2 separate regions of the Mus musculus genome follow, and region 1 is linked to region 2. The links are chromatin loops, found by intact Hi-C in ENCODE. Cell type or tissue: heart. All regions are shown on one strand.

The links. Peaks named below come from ENCODE experiments on the same cell type or tissue, not always from the same donor. Only the 100,000 strongest peaks of a DNase experiment are listed, where the experiment ranks them.
Region 1: a loop joins it to region 2, with 4 times the contacts of the local background. A loop is called at or near these places in 4 of 42 quality-filtered maps.

What each region holds. Positions count from the first base shown.
Region 1 is chr7:44,242,365-44,250,364 of GRCm38, forward strand. It overlaps Gm36864 (predicted gene, 36864), which reads left to right. Exons shown (of 5, transcript NM_001378657.1): 4 at 180-311; 5 at 575-822. The coding sequence ends at 642. 2410002F23Rik (RIKEN cDNA 2410002F23 gene) reads left to right here and starts at 4,358. Exons shown (of 6, transcript NM_025880.4): 1 at 4,358-4,459; 2 at 5,888-5,931; 3 at 7,178-7,235; 4 at 7,657-7,695; 5 at 7,945-7,976. Snord88c (small nucleolar RNA, C/D box 88C) reads left to right here and starts at 7,491; the gene lies at 7,491-7,574. It overlaps Snord88a (small nucleolar RNA, C/D box 88A), which reads left to right and starts at 7,786; the gene lies at 7,786-7,857. It also overlaps LOC115486841. In heart, no CTCF peak of the experiment used is centred here; DNase peaks (open chromatin) are centred at 4,077, 4,347 and 4,887; H3K4me3 peaks cover 3,025 bases; H3K27ac peaks cover 2,281 bases.
Region 2 is chr7:44,463,197-44,471,196 of GRCm38, forward strand. It overlaps Lrrc4b (leucine rich repeat containing 4B), which reads left to right. Exons shown (of 3, transcript NM_198250.1): 3 at 1-155. Aspdh (aspartate dehydrogenase domain containing) reads left to right here and starts at 2,239. Exons shown (of 7, transcript NM_026690.1): 1 at 2,239-2,339; 2 at 2,894-3,038; 3 at 3,275-3,359; 4 at 3,468-3,617; 5 at 3,689-3,909; 6 at 3,983-4,137; 7 at 4,447-4,555. The coding sequence starts at 2,276. The coding sequence ends at 4,490. It overlaps Josd2 (Josephin domain containing 2), which reads left to right and starts at 4,784. Exons shown (of 5, transcript NM_001205071.1): 1 at 4,784-4,994; 2 at 5,611-5,773; 3 at 7,216-7,341; 4 at 7,917-8,000. The coding sequence starts at 5,628. It overlaps Mir7052 (microRNA 7052), which reads left to right and starts at 7,151; the gene lies at 7,151-7,215. In heart, a CTCF peak has its summit at 4,857; DNase peaks (open chromatin) are centred at 3,565, 3,755, 4,775 and 7,265; H3K4me3 peaks cover 4,035 bases; H3K27ac peaks cover 7,429 bases; H3K27me3 peaks cover 1,565 bases.

The sequences.
Region 1 (8,000 bases), 220 kb before region 2:
CACAAAGCCCTAGGGTCCATCCCCAAACTGTATACACTGAGCATGGCATGGTGATGCATGTCTGAGACAGGAAGAATTCAAGGTCACCCTCAGCTGCATACGGAGTTTAAAGAAAGCCACAGCCCGTGACTACACCTGGGGGCAGGGGGAGGAAGTCACGCCTGTCCTGTGCTATACAGGGATCAACATCATTCTGGGGGTCCTATTCTATCTGATGCAAGCCCGAAAGTTCCTCCAGGAAGGCATGACCTACACCCTGGGAAGCAGTTTCTACCTTGCCTGGATCAATGTCTTCTTCTTCTTCATGATTGGTCTGGCTGGGCTCTGGGGTGCAGATGGTGTTGTGGGCATGGTTGGGAGTCGGGGTAGGGTTTCCCACAGATCCAGGGAGGATGGGACTGGGCTTGGAGTCAGGGCTAGGGATTCTTGTAGGCTTGGGGTGGGCTAGGGACAAGGTGAGGGTGAAGTTGATTTGGGGTTTAAGGATGGGGCAGGGTCTGGGTTATGACAGTGTAGGGTACCAGGTGAGGCTAGCCTACTGACCTCTGTGTCCTCTGCCCTCTTTCTCTCTCAGGTTTCTTCTCCTATCTGAACTACATCAATTTCTGGTCTATCCTATCACTCCAGCCTACATGGTCTTAAGACATGACAATGAACTAACAATGGCTGTCAGCTGCCTGACAACACCCCCCCCATACTCAAGTTATGTAATTTCTGACTCCCTTCAACCCAGAATACTAATTTATATTTTAAAGAAAAATATCTTCTGCCCAGAGTATTTCTTTATTTGGCTCTGTATGGTGAATAAAGCATTTCATGGAACTGCTATATTTCCTTACCCGCTACCTTGTCCACCTTTTCCCTCCTAAGTAGAGGGATAGAAAAGGGATTCTGTCTAATGTCAAAGGTCAGAAAAGAGACTGGGGTGAGGGTCCTCAGGAAACAAATGGCAGGGCTTTGATTTGTTTTGGATGGGTTTTTTTTTTTTGGGGGGGGGGTTCAAGACAGGGTTTCCCTGTGTAGCCACGGCTGTCATGAAACTTGCTCTGTAGACCAGGCTGGCCTCAAACTCATTGAAATCTTCTTGCCTCTGCCTCCAGAGTGCTGAGATTAAAGGTGTGAGTCACTACCACAACAAGTTGCTTAAGCATGTTGAACAGTTGACTTTCAGCTTTTACTGTCTGTCATGGGGTTTTTTTGTTATTGAGACAGGGTCTGTTTTGACTAGGCTAGCCGGAACTCAGAGATGCGCCTGCCTCTGCCTCCTGAATGCTAGGATTAAAGGTGTCCATTACTGTTCCCTAGCTCCACCCTTTAGTCGTACCATCAATATCTCACCTTTTCTGAGAAAATCCTGCTCATATCCTCAGCTCCCCTCCTGTCCTTTCCTGCAGTCCAGCCTCCCCACCCCTTTCTCTTCTTCCCAAATGCCCGCAACACAAGTCTGTTCAGTGTCCGGTTTGAGGAGGGAGGTGTGGGGCCAAGAGGCTTCTGATGAGTGGGGAAAGGTTACCGTGTCCCATGCAGGGAAAGGAGGGTCCCTTTGCTCACTCGCATAGGTCTAGAGACTGTTCCTGACTACCTCCATGACTCATAGCAAGGCTGACCCACTTGGGACTCAGTGTCCTTGTCTGTAGAATAGAGGCAACCAAGAACTGCATGATCAAAAGGCTGGAGAGATGGTGTGGTGATTTGAATAGGTATAGCCTCCCCCCAGACTCATGTGTTTGAATGCTTGGCTCATGGGAGTGGTCCTATAAGGAGGAGTGGCCACGTGGGAGTAGGTGTGATCTTGTTGGAGGAAGTGTGTCATTGTGGAGGGTAGGTTTGGTGGTGAGGTCTCTTATGCTCAAGCCCTGCCCAGTGTGGAACATAGGCTCCTTCTGCTGCCTGTGAATCAAGATGTAGATCCCAGCTCCTCCAACACCATGTCTGCCTGCACACTGCCATGTTTCCCACCATGATGATAGTGGACTAGACTGCTGAACTGTAAGCCAGCCCCAACTAAGTGTTTTCCTTTATGAGTTGCCTTGGCCATGGTGTCTCTTCACAGCAATAAAGCCCTAAGACAGATGGCCTAGTGGTTAAGAGTTCTTGCTTGCTTTTCCAGAAGAATGAGTATGGTTCCTAGCATCCATATTGGATACCTCACAACTGCCTGTAACTCCAGCTCTGCCCTTCTAGCCTCTGCAGGTACTGCATTCATACATATGCATATCCCCCCCCCAACGTGCACACTCAGACAAATGAAAATAAAAATAAAAAAACTGTATAATTGAGTTATCAAAAAAAAAAGTCACAAGGGTCTGGACAGATGGCTCAGCTTTTAAGAGTTTTACAGAGAACCAGGGCTTGATCCCCAAAACCCTCATGGCGGTTTCCAACTGCCCAGAACTCCAGTTTCAACACTCCCATCTGACCTCTAAGGGTACCAAGCACACACACATGCAAGCAAAACACTCATACATATAAATCTAAAATAAGCACATTGTATTTTCAAAGGAAAAAATTTAGATGTGTTCTCATGTATTTCAGGTTGGTCTGGAACTCACTATGTAGCCAAGATGGAATCTAAGTTCTCAGTCTCTTGCTGGCATTCTAGGTGGACACAAGCATGCCTGGTCTAATGTTAGGGATGAACCCAGCGCTTCCTTCATGTTGGACAGGCACTCTACCAACTGAGCCACATTCCCCAAGCAAATGCGTCCATTTTTAAACAGAGTAACAACTCTGTCTTATACTAGATCTACAAGTAATCAAATAAACAGTGTCAATACTGTGCAGACAGATGCAATGTATGTGCCCATAGATGAAGGTAAGGGGGTCCATGCTATGGGGAAAGAGAAAGGTGTCTTATTTTTCTGTTGCTATGATAAAACACCCTGATAAACGCCACGTAAGGGGACAGGTTCACAGTTCAAAGTGCAGTTCATCACATGGAGAGGTAAGGTGAGGGTCAAGGAGGCAGGAGCTTGAGGAGGCTGCTGGTCACACTGCATCTGCAGTCAGAGGGACATTTACACTGGTGCTCAGCTTTCTCCATTTATGCAGCCCATGGTTCCCCAATAGTGGGTGTGCCTTCCCAGGTCAACTAACCCAACTAAGATAACCTGTGCATGGTCAGCGGCTAAGCTAACCTAGATAACTCTCCACAAGGTATGCTCCAAGGCTTCTTTCCTAGGTAATACCAGATTTGGAGAAGTTGACCATATTAACCATCAATGTGGTAACGGGAGCCAAGCACAGAAGCAGACAGGGAGCTTTCTGAGCTCAAGGCCAGCCTGTTCTAGAGAGAGAGGCCTTGTCTCATCAAACTATTGACTTTCCTCTGGTGTGAGCCAGCAGCAATAATGGAAACTCGTTTACCTAAGAGAAGAATCTTTCCCTTTACTTCAGACCACTAGGTTCCCAGGCCAGTCTCCCCAGCGGAATGAGAAAGAGCCCTAATGAGCAGAGGGCCAGCTAAACAAAGAATACTCAGGTCACATTAAGGAATCTAGAGCTTGAAGAGTGTAACATAGACTATTTGGAGGGCAAAATGAAGAAAGAGAGAACTGGTATGAGGTGCAGACTTTTAAAAAAAAAATGTTCTATGACTTCTGTGGTTGAGGACCCACTTCGAGCTCATCCAAGTATTCAGAACCCTGACCCTTATCCCCCAAGACCTAGGGGTTCCAGCCCTCCGCCTCCTTCCTCAGACCCAGCAGTCCTTATCTCAGCCTCCAGATTCAAACCCAGTAGTGCAGCCCTCCAGCCTCACGCCCTCATACACAAGGGTCCAGACACCACCCACCCTCCCTCACACCCAGGGGTCCAGACCCCAACCTGCCCTCTTTCTGGCACAGGGAATTCCCCTCCTTTCCGCCCTAGCGTCCCCGCTCCGGGCCCGCACATCACAGAACCCAGCCCTCTAACTACACCACACCCATGGTTCCCTAAAAGTCTGCCAGTGTGTGCTGGTCCTGCCTCCCGCGCCGCAGCTGCGACTACTGCCGGGTGGGCCCTTTTAGCGGACCCCAGCTTCTGCAGCAAAAACGAGCTAGCCTGCCGCGCTGGCAAGTCGGGGGATTTCCGGTTCTGGCCAAACCCCCACCCCATGGGGGGCTTTCTCGTCCCGCCCTCTCCTTGGGAGCTGTCTAAGAGCTGCCTGACGGAAGTAACGGAAGAACCTTTCAGATATGTTCTTCATTCTCTTCATCCTCTTTGGGAACAACGTACCTTATCACCTGATCAGGAATGTCCTAAGGGCAACAGACGTTTATTCTTTCTGCCACCGTGAAAGCAGGATCCCCGGCTCAGGCGTAAGTGTGGGCTACCTCAGGGCGGGGCCCAAGAGCCGCTGGAGGCGGGGCCTTGCGAGCGCGATGGGTGGGGCTGACGGGCAGCGCGCGCTATAAATGGGGACACGCGGCGGTGGCGCGCGCCTGTGGCGATCGCGTGTGAGGTGAGGTCTGTCCCGGTGAGTTTTTCCACGGTGTTGGCCTCGGTACCTTCCAGTCGGTGGTGCTGCTTTGCACCCTGGGAAGCACGTGTCCCGAGGTGTCCGTGGCCTGGTCACGGGTGTACCTGTCGCGCGGACGGGCTCAAGGGCGCTGCTTGGGGCCGCGGGCGTGCTCGGGCTGGAACCAGGGTTTCTCTCGAAGGGGCGGATGCGGGTACTTTCGGGACAATGCCTTTCGCCAGGTTTGTGGAGCTTGGGATGCCGGGCCAGGCCTTCCTTTGTCTTGCCTTAGCCGGGCTACGCCATTTCTGCTGCTCACGTCGCGGGTCTTGTCCGCCATCTTCCCGGTTTTTTTTTTTTTTTTAGGCGACAGGGAGGGGGGTGTGTGACATAGAATCTTTCCTCCCAGTGACAGCCCCGTGCTACCTGCAGGTTCTCTCCGTAGGAAATCTCTACCACTGCCCCTCCCCCGTGTGGGATTTTGGCAATTTTGTGCAACCTAGAACACATGAGGGCTGGAGGAGGATGGGGTGTAGGGGCAGATACACGATACGGAGTTACCAAGGCGGAAGTGAGTGCACGTGGAGGACTGGATTGCTTCGGAGCAGCAGGTAGGAGTAGACGAGGAGGAAGGGAGCCAGGCCTTTGTTCACCTGCAAGAATACTAATACAATGGCTACAGGATGGTCTTGTAGGGCCTGATGGTACAAGCATTTTCGGTTCAGCTACTCAAGTAAATTACATATTTCTCCCAAAATATTTTAACCACACCTTTGCCTGTAAACCAATCTTTTTCTGCCTACTTACTGGTCAGTGCCATTATCACACTTGATTAAACTCTTTCCTCTTGGGAATCCTACTGTTCTCTTTGTGTTCCTTGCTAAATCATCTCCCAGACAGCTTTCACAGGGTGGTTCAAATCTCGCTGAGTAAGTCACTGGGCCTTCCATTTATTTATTTATTTATTTATATAAATATATATATGTATATAAGCCTATATTATATATATAAAATCTCAGCAGGGTTTTGCTTGTTTGCATTTTGCTCTGTAGAACCCCCATAGTTCTCCCACCAGGCTCCTCAGAAGGATGTGTGTCTTTGCAGGTTGTGTTTTTCAAGGTTACGAACCAAGACAGAACATCATGTCCATAGGGAATCTCTATGGACCTACTGGACTGGGGAACTTGGAGCCTCTAGTGGATTTTGTGTTTGTCAATCTTTTCTATTGTGTTAGCTTGGCCACCATCCCTGAAGGCAAGTAGCCTTGACATTGCAGAAGGCCTGAGGCTCCTGTGATGTTTAGCACTGGGCTCCAAACACCCTTGAGGACACAGTGCCCCTCCAGGACCTTTGACACCTGGAGATCTGAGGACCTCTAAATTTGATGTTCTGTACCTGTGGGCTGGCCCCACACATAACCCTCACCAAGTCCTTTCGGTATTACAGGTGTATCTTGAAGCCACGTAGCCATCCATCATCATCTTACTGTGGTAAGAGCCTTTACTTTTTAATCTGTCCACACCTAAAATAAATAGTGTACCTTCCTTTTCAGTTACTCTCTATAAGTTGGATTTAATGAACCCGCAATTATAGGGTATTACATATTAAAACTCTTAACTTAAATGGGATCAGTCAGGTGTAGGTAAAGATCCCAGACCTGCTGTTCATAACTCCATACCAGTCAGTAAACCACCTCAATAAACCTGGGTGCTGAATGGAACAGACACATCAAGGGCAGGCACCTAAGTCCTCTGCAGTTACATAGAGAGGGTGGCAGTATTTTCTGTCTTCTAAGGGTAAGGACTGGGTAAGGTACAGAAAGGACCAAATTTTCAAACTCAGTAGAGAACAAAATATCGGCATTAGCGCCTGCCCACTGGATTTGTGGACTGAAGACAATGTAGCTTTGAGCATCGTTTAGGGCCTAGCAAATAATTTGTACCCCCCAAAAAAAAGATACTTTTTATTTTTTAAAGAACCTTGAATTTACATAGGTTCTATTATTAAAATAACAAGATTTATCAGAAGACAGGCATGTGTGTTATCTAAAAAAGAACACGTTCTCAGCTCTAGGAGAATATCTCCTTGTTTCTTAGGTGTTGGGAACAGGGAAAACAATGGCTCTGCTGTTGACCTTAAGATGTTTTCTATCTGACCATACTGGGCTTGGGCTAATAACAAAGCACTCTGCATAGCACTGAACACACGGAGTCTCTGGACTGGGCAAAGATGTGAACTGAAAAGGTACAGAGAGCTGGAGAGGAGTTACTTTCTATAATTTGGATTTAATCAACCAACAACTATAGGGTCCAAGGCCAGCCTGTGCTATATAACAAGACTGTAGGGTAGAGGAGAAGAGGGCCAGTATTTGAAGCAAATGAGTTCACTACATCTCACCAGGGTCTTAGGCAGGTGTCATTTCTTTGCAGAATGCAAAGTCATTACTTCCCCCAAGTTGCAGGGTGGAACAGAGGTGCTAACCTCAAACTCAGGCAAGTTGAAGAGTTGGTTTAGGGGGAAACAGGTCTGGAAGAAGGGTGGAAGCCACTTAGGGACATGTTCACTATACCCTGGAAATTCCAAACAGTCCTAGGGCTGAGCCATGAGACCAAGACCAGTCTCTGTCTCATTTGCCCCACATTCCCAAGGACACAGCAACCTCAGTCTACAGCATGCAGGTCAGTGTAGACAATTGAGGGGTAACTGTGGCACGTGCCTATAATCCCAACATTCCAGGTGGCTGAGGCGGGAGGATCCTGAGTTAACATCCAGACTGGACTACATACAAAAATAAGTGAGTAAGATTGGGGGCGGGGAGTATAGAATGTATCGAAAATCTTCTACCTTGGGAGGTAGAAGCAACTTTGCCCACATAAACTGTCTTAAGCAAGGAAACAGGGAAGTGTTACCCCTAAGGGTCCTGGGTTCTCTAAAACCAAGTGTCAGCCATTCTCTTGGGTGGATTTCTGAGCACTGGGCTATACTGTCCCCCTTGGGACTTTGCATGGCCCTAGGACCTTAGAAAGGGAGGGTATTAATATTACCAGGACCCCTCTGATGTTCAGCACTGGGCTCTGACCATCCTGAGGACATGGTGCCCCCAGGGACCTTTGACACCCTGGGGTCTGAGGGGCCCTGGCGACAAAGGGAGTGGATGGGGAAGCTGTGGTCTTTGTGAGTCTCACCAGCCTTTCTCCTCTCCCTCCTGCCAACAGACAGAGGCAGTTCCTTCAGACAACCAGGCTTCCCTCCAGGTAAGCAGAGAGCTGCCTAAAGTGCTAGGACAAACAGCTCAGTTTAGACTCTGTGCTGTCAGTGTGTATGCTTGCGGACCCCCTTGATGTCCAGCACTGGGCTCTGACCATCCTGAAGACATGGTGCCCCCAGGGACCTTTGACACCCTGGGGTCTGAGGGGTCCTGACTACAAGGAGGAATGAATAGGGGGGTGCCATGGTCTTCGTGTCCCTTGCCAACCTCTGTCCCCTCTCCTTCCTGCCTATAGGTGGTTTCTACAAACATCCTACTTCCCTTCAGGTAAGAGCAGAAAGACTGTCTGGA
Region 2 (8,000 bases):
CGACAATGCCCCCAACAGCGAGCTCCACTCGCGGCCCTGGCAGGCCCACCCCACCCCACAGACTCTTTTGATACTGAAGGGAGGTTTGCGTCAATCACTACCTGCTCTGTAATTACTTTAAAAAAAAAAAAAAACACGGAAAAAGTAAAAAAAAATTTTTTTGGGGGGGGGGGCATGAAAGTATTGAAGAGAAACAGGGCACAAAGCTCCTGAGGGTGGGACGAGGAGAGGATAGGCAGCCAGCGATGCTGTCCTCCCAGGAGGGGAGAGTGGATACTCCAAAGTTACAGCTCTGGGACTCTCTATCCCCGAGATTCCAGAGAGGAACAGGCTCACCCAGCACATAGCAGCACGGCTCCATCTCCCCATGTGCTGGGGGTTCAGTAGCTGCCCTTCTGTGTCTCTGTCTCCATCCCCATGTCTAGCTGTTGTTCCTTTCTGACTCTGGTGCCTCCCCCATCACACACACAGCACACAACCCAAGCCAGAAGGGACCTAGGACCGCAAAGCTCCAAGGGTAGCATGGAACAAGAGAACTAACTGTGGGATACTGGGGGGGTCTGTGGGCCACAGTGTGGGCAGGAGAGCTACACCCCAGCCTCCCCGGCTTGCTCCATGTGTGCCTCCCCAGAAACGGGAAGCCATCATGCCGCTTAACGGGACCGTCCGTCTATAGGCACGGCTGCCTAGGAAGCAGCACTGACAGTCTGGGGGACACTAGTGAGCAAGTGGTTGTGTCCCCACAAGAGAGTCCCCTCCACACACATCCCTGGCTACTTGGGAGACAGAGTCTGCACAATGGAGGTGCACAGAATAAACAGGTCTGGACCACATGAGGGACACGGTAAGTAGACCAGGGACATGGAGGGCAGAGTCACCTGCAGCGTCTGCAATTACCAAGGAGAAAAATGTGCAGCCAGGCCAGGACTAGTGCTAAAGTGGGGACATTAGTGACATCTCTGCATGACCCATGTGTCCAAGGTTTAACCTCCAGACAGCTAAAGTTACCTGGGAAGTTTGAGAAGGCCTAGGGAGATAGAGAGGTAGCCAATCAGGCACACAGCACATGGACCCCTGGGCTAGCCTAATGCAGGCTTGGCCTGTCATCCACACATAGCACAACTAGACCCTCTGTGGACAGGGAAGGCCCCAGGGTGCACACCTCTATCAGAGATAGGGAGCAGGCACCTCCCCTCCAACTCTTTGAACCCTGTGTTCCTGCCCTCTTGTCCCTGTCCCCACTTCTTCCTGATTTTTCTAACTGACCCCACCCCTCCATCTTCTCCCTCCCTCCCCAGTGCTAAGTGGATTCTTTATCTGTGACAACTGTCAGGTTCTGGCCCTATCTCCTTCCCCACCCAGCTCCTCTCTGCTGATGGAGCCTGGGACAGAGCTGTTGCGCATGCACTTTAGGTTCTCCATCTTTTCTGCTTTCTCCGCAACCATCTCGGCTAGGATCCTGGTTACCATGGCAACAATGCGGCTGTACCAGGTGGCAATGGGGGCAGGGAGCTGGCCTGCTGCAGCCTGACATGTCCCATGCCAGGCCTGCCAGCCAGTGGCTGGGCTCATCCTGGGACACTCAGAGACTCCCCAAGCCATGCAGGTCCCTTCTTCATGGACAGGAAAGGAGACAGGAGGGGGTCAGGGGACCAAGAATACAAAGAGGCTGGAGATTGTGGCCTCAAGGTGGAATGAATGGTGGACAGTTAAGGTGAGCTCAAGGACAATCAGACACTGGAGTGAAGAAGGGGACTCCAGCCAGGACTGAGGAGCACGGAGGACTGGGAAAGACAGGACACAGGTGGGGCCTGCAGGACCACATACATTCCAGCCAGACCTTTCCACTTAGACTTTAGAGGGGGGAAAAAAAGGAGATCAAGAGGTTTGTAAGGGGCTTGGTGGGAGACCTAAATTCCTGTCCCCAGTTCTTCCCCCATCCCAAGGAAAATGCAGTCTCCATGACAACCTGCTGGCCAGACTGAGGAGGGGGGCTGTAAAGGGAATTTTCTACCTCAGCAGGAATGGGAGAATGTGGGCTGCTCAGGAGGCCGTGGGGTAGTGGGCACATAGGGCCATGCAAGGCCTAGCTTCCAAGCCACCATGCCAGCCAGCAGGAGGGCAGAGGGCTGGAAAAGGACACCCTCCCCATCCTGTTCCCTCCCTCAGTGGAGAGAGTCAGGGGTCAAAGTCCAAAGTTCATTCACTGTCAGGCCTGGTACAGGGGCCAGCAAGCACAGCAGATCCCCCACAGCAGGGTACCTTGTTAAAGACCATGGCCACCAGTACGCTCCCTCAAGTTCCTTACAAGGTGGGGGTGGTGGGCTATGGCCGCCTGGGTGAGTAAGACCTGGCCTGGGGTCTCTTTCTATGCCCTGTTCCTAATGTTCCAGAAACATTTGCTTCCATCTATCTTTCACCCCAGCCTGCCAGCCCAGCCTGCCTTCTGCCCACTCACTGGGCCTCCCTCTGTCTCTCTGTGTCTCTCCCTCTGAGAGAGTGTTTATCTCTGGGTATCTGCCTCTCTCTAGGTCTCTGTCCTTTCTCTGGGTCTCCAAGGTCTGTCTGTCTCTGTCTCTCCCCCCCCCCACCTTCCCCTCTTCTCTCTCCCATCTTCTGTCTGTCTTTCTTCTTGCTCTCATCTCTGTGTGTGTGTCTGGGTCTTTGTGTCTCTGTCTCTGTGTGTATGTGTCTCTGTGTATGTGGGGCATCTCTGTCTCTCCTTTCTAGGTTTCTATGTATTCTGTCTGTGTGTCTGTCTGCCTCTCCTCTCTGGGCTTCTGACTGTATTCTGTCTCTAGGTCCCTGACCCCCCCCCACCCCCAATCTCCCTGACTTAGGAGGGGAGGGTCTCTCTCCTTTCCTTGGATCCCTAGCCCTCCTGTCTCTGCAGGACAGTCCCTTGTGTCCCGCCTTCTGGCTCAGGGATCAGAACTGGGCCTAGAACTTGTTTTTGTGTGGAACCGTGACCCTGGACGGATGGCAGGGAGTGTGCCCCCTGCCCTGCAGCTCCAAGACCTCACTGCCCTTGAGGAAAGGTCAGCGCCCCACAGAAGGAGCCTCCCCAAAGCTGCTTCCTGCCTCCCTGTGTCAGACAACCCTTTGACCCTTTCTGAGTCTCAGTGCATATAAAGAGAAACTAGAATGCACCCACTATCCCACTCCCCTCCCTCAGCCAGGGTAAGCAGTGCTATCCCTCCAAACCCTGAGGACCTGGGAGACAGGAGACCTGACTCTTCTCCAAGGCCCTCCCCCTCCATGTCTCTCTTCCTAGGCACCCTGACCTTGTGGTAGAAGTGGCCCACCCCAAAATAATCCATGAATCTGGGGCACAAATCCTTCGCCATGCAAACCTCCTGGTGAGCCTCCTTGCCCCTCAGTGAGTCCCTCTCTGTGTTGGCTGCATCCCACCCTCCAGCAGTAATCTGGGTCTTGGCCTTGCCTCTCTCTACCATCCGTGTCCCAAGGTGGGATCCCCCTCAGCTCTGGCTGACCAGACCACAGAGCAGCAGCTCCTGGAGGCTTCAAAGCGCTGGGGCCACACTGTGTTTGTGGCCCGAGGGGCCCTATGGGGCAGTGAAGACATCAGCAGACTGGATGCAGCCGGAGGCCTCCAGGTGAGGACTGTCTGGGCTGCCAGACGGAACATGTAAGAGTCTCAATCTCCTGACCCTGCCATTGCTTCCAGAGCCTTCGAGTCACCATGGCCACACATCCTGATGGCTTCCGGCTGGAGGGACCCCTGGCTGCAGCCCACAGTAGTGGGCCCCGCACAGTGCTCTATGAGGGCCCTGTGCGTGGGCTCTGTCCCTTGGCCCCCCGAAACTCTAACACCATGGCAGCTGCTGCCCTGGCTGCCCCCAGTCTAGGCTTCGACCGTGTCATTGGGGTGCTTGTGGCTGACCTTAGGTAAGCACAGGGCGTAGGTGGCACAGCTGTGTACACTCCGGGTGGACTGACTGCACTTCTCTGCCGGCTGCAGCCTCACCGACATGCACGTGGTGGATGTGGAGCTGCTAGGACCCCCAGGGCCTTCAGGTCGCAGCTTTGCCGTGCACACCCACAGAGAGAACCCAGCCCAGCCTGGCGCTGTCACCGGCTCTGCTACTGTTACAGCCTTCTGGCACAGCCTACTGGGTGCGGCAGGCCCCTCCAAGGGTCCCTTGGCGTTTGTGCTCGGCAGAGCTCACATGTTGGGTGTCCCAACCCCAGTTTTCTGTCTTTTCTCATTCTTAGTTCTCACTCCCAGGCTCTATGAGCCTCTCTTTCCCCGCCCCGCTTTCTCTCAGCATCTGGGTCCCCCTCTAGGTCTCTACATCCACATGCCACATCTCTTTCTGAGTATCCTCCTTGACTTGTACCACATTACCTTTTCCAAAACCCACGTCCACCATGGCCACCTGCATGTGTCTGTGTTGTCATCCTAGTTTTTCATTCTCCCCACAGGCTGCTGTCAGCTCACCTCCAGACCTGGGATCCACCTCTGCTGAGTCTCCTCCCCTACTACCCTTACTGTCATATTGACAACTATGGGTCCCAGTAAACATCAGAGTTCAGCCCACTGTTCTCTTTGGCCTCTTTGGTTCCTTGTCCCCACCTCTATGTCGTCACGCTTCAGCTACACACTGAGTATGACGCCATAGCAGCAGCGTGCGAGCTCATACACAAACCAGCCCCCTGAAAGCTATCGCGAGATCACTCGTTACCACAACTCCCAGAAACCTCTAGGCAGCAGTGAGCCCTGGGAGAGAACGAGAACTGGCTGCTTTGTCCGATGGGAGTTGTAGTCCCACGCGGCAGAGCAGCCCCGGAGGACTTCCGGACTGCGCGTCCTATTTAGACGCCCTACGGAGGCCTTCGGGAATCGCAGTTCGGCGCGCGCAAGTCGCCGGGAGCTGTAGTCCCTTTCGCCTGCTCAGTCAGCGTGCTACCACCCGGTCGCTGCCTAGGGAATGCGAAAGCGGTCGGTCCCGGGGAGCAGAAAGGCCGGCGGGGTGAGGGCCAGGCGGGCGACAAGCAAAGGCGGGTGGGAGTGTGCCTGGTTGCCAGGTGACAGGAAAAGGTGGGGGCTCCTGTTGCTTAGTAACTGGTAGAGGGCCTCGTTGCCAGGTGAAGGGAGGCGAGAACCCTGGTTATTGAGGAGGGGAAGTCTTTCGTTGCTAGGCGACCAGAAGAGACCCTGTTACCCAGAGACGGGAAAGGAGGAGTCCTCCATTGCTAGGTGATCAGAAAACGGACCAGGATACCCAGAGGGTGGGGTTGTTCTGTTGCTTGGGAACTAAAAAGGTATTGTTTCCTAGGGACAGAAGGGGTGGTAGTCCATTGCTAGGTGATGATGATCAGGACCCTTTTGCTTGGAGACATGTAGTGGGGGTGGGTCTCTATTGCCAGGTGAGCAGATGAGAGCCTCTACTCCCCCCACTCCCAGGACTGGGCTCAAAAGGTGTCTCTGTGCTCTGGAGACAGCCTGGGAAATAGGGTCAGGGCCTCACGGCCTCCTAAGCTAGCCCCAGTGCCCATCTCAATGTCCATTGCCCAGGGACCCAGGAATCTAGAGAACCGAATGAGCAAGATCCTAGGTGCCTAACACCTCCTTGTCCCACCCCGCAGCAGGAGCTGAGGAGGGCATGTCTCAGGCTCCGGAAGCAAGGCCGAGTCCACCCTCAGTGTATCATGAGCGGCAGCGGCTAGAGCTGTGTGCTGTCCATGCTCTCAACAACGTCCTTCAAGAGCAGCTCTTTAGCCAGGAGGCTGCCGACGAAATCTGCAAGAGGTGACTGCCATTGTTCCCCGCCCTGGAAGAGCAGGGCTCAGAGAGGCACGGGAGCCTTCCTGGGACCCTAGCAGGGCCAAGGCTCCGATCCAGGAGCTGTTGCCTGCCCTCCCACCTGCTGCTTCTCACAGCCTCAGCCCCAGCTTTGGCCTCAACCTCTCTTATCTGAGCCTCTGTCACAACCTCCCAGCTGTCTGTTTTTCTTCTCCTGGTCGTCCTACACACAGCCCCACAGCTGCTTGCCCCCTCCTCTGCTTCTATCCCTCTTTGGTTCCCCAGAACTCCTAGGGACTAGCCCCGGGCCTTCAGGCTGAACTCAAGGCCTTGTGTGCTCGGGTCCTTGCCTACCTTTCTGCAGCTTCATCCTTCGATGTACTCCTAGGCCTCCAACAGGCTGTTCCCATGTTACACAAGGCATTTTTTTCCCCTTCTTGGTCCCTTTGTTTGCGCCTCACAATTTCAACCATCACTTTTGTAAGAAACTTTCTTGAATCTCTCTCCCCATTCCCACCTCTAGGCTGCAGGGTGCTTCTATGGGCACATAGACACCCCAGCCTGTAGTCCTTGCCCAGATCCACAGGCAGCCCTCATCTGTAAACTTCAGACTTACTTAGAACATACGCATCTCTCTTTCTCCAGCTCTTTCTCCAGGGACATGCTGAGCAGCTCGAGCTGAGGCAGATGTCACAAGGGGGAGAAGGCTGGGAGAGCTGCAGACATGAGTGGCTCCCTCTTGACACTGCTCGCCAAGGGTCCAGGCCTACAGAGGAGCAGGGCCACAGAGCTGGGGAGAGCTAGAGGGAAGGCTTGGGCACAGGGACATCTGGGATGGGTGGCTGCTAAGAGCTGGTGCTGAGGCTATGCAGGGCCTGCTTGCCACTGGAGGAGGTGGGCGTCTGTCCTGGGATGATAGGGCACTAGGGATGCCTCTGAGCAGGGTAGGGCAGGGTGTTCCCAAAAGAAAGGGGCACTCTGTATTCAGATATGGCGGCATGAATGTGACTATCACCCAGGGACTCTGAGCACAGTCTTGGGTCTGAAGGCTCCTCTCCCAGAAGAAATGACATCTGAAGCTGGTCTGGAGAGAGACCGTGACGAGTGGGAAGAATGGAGGGGCAGGGACTTTGTCCAGAGCACTTGGGAGTCACGGGAGAAGTGGAAGTAGGAAGGGAGCAGGGCAACTCAGGCTCCTGGAAGTTGAAGGTAGGCTAGAGGGAGAGACTAGAGGCTGGGAAGGGTTTCTGAGTGGGAAAAGATAAAGCCTTAGCCAGTCTAAGAGTACAGGGCTCAGGGGTGGAGGGAGAACAGGACGTGAGGATGATAAACTGTGTGGGGGTTGAAGAGAGACGCGTCAAAGGCCAGGCTCTGGGCCTCTCCTATCATGTGGGAAGGTGGAGGCCTTTCCAGGATTTCAAACCTTGGCTCTGCCCCCTCCTTCCCAGGCTAGCCCCAGATTCCCGGCTGAACCCCCATCGCAGTCTCTTGGGCACCGGCAACTATGATGTCAACGTGATCATGGCTGCCCTGCAGGGCCTGGGCCTGGCCGCTGTGTGGTGGGACAGGAGGAGGTAGGGCCTAGGCTGTGGGCTGCACTGCCTCTGGGCGTGTGGGATGACACAGAGGGTGGCTTGAAGGGAGCCAGGGAGGCTATGGCAGATGGGGTCTGACTGAACGATGGGCTGAACTTATAAACTTGGTACCAGTCCAAAGGGTAGCCAAATGAGTAACTTACGATTAAGGTGGGAAAGACAGAAGTTAGTCAAGAGTAGTGGAGCCATCTTGTTGGCCCAAGGCAGGACTAAGCGGGAAGCCAGCCTGGACTGCATATGGAGAGCCTGGGTCAAAAGGGCAAACAACAAAAAGTTGAGGTTCTGGGGTTCCATTGGCAGAAGGCTTCCCCGTCACATATGAGGCCAGGATTCCATCCCCAGCACTCCATCAACTGCTGTAGTGGTGCACATCTGGGATACCCGAGACCCTGCCTAAACAAACCAAAGCTGGAGTTGACAGATAAGAGGGTAATGGGTCAGTGAGTGAATAGACGCTCATTCTGGAGAAGGAAGCAGGATCCAAGTGCCTCTGTGGCCCGCAACCCAGACCTCAGTGACTCTGGGGCCTCATGCTATATCCCTCCCCTCCCCAGACCCCTGTCCCAGCTGGCCCTGCCCCAGGTACTAGGCCTGATCTTGAACCTACCCTCTCCTGTGTCGCTGGGGCTGCTGTCCCT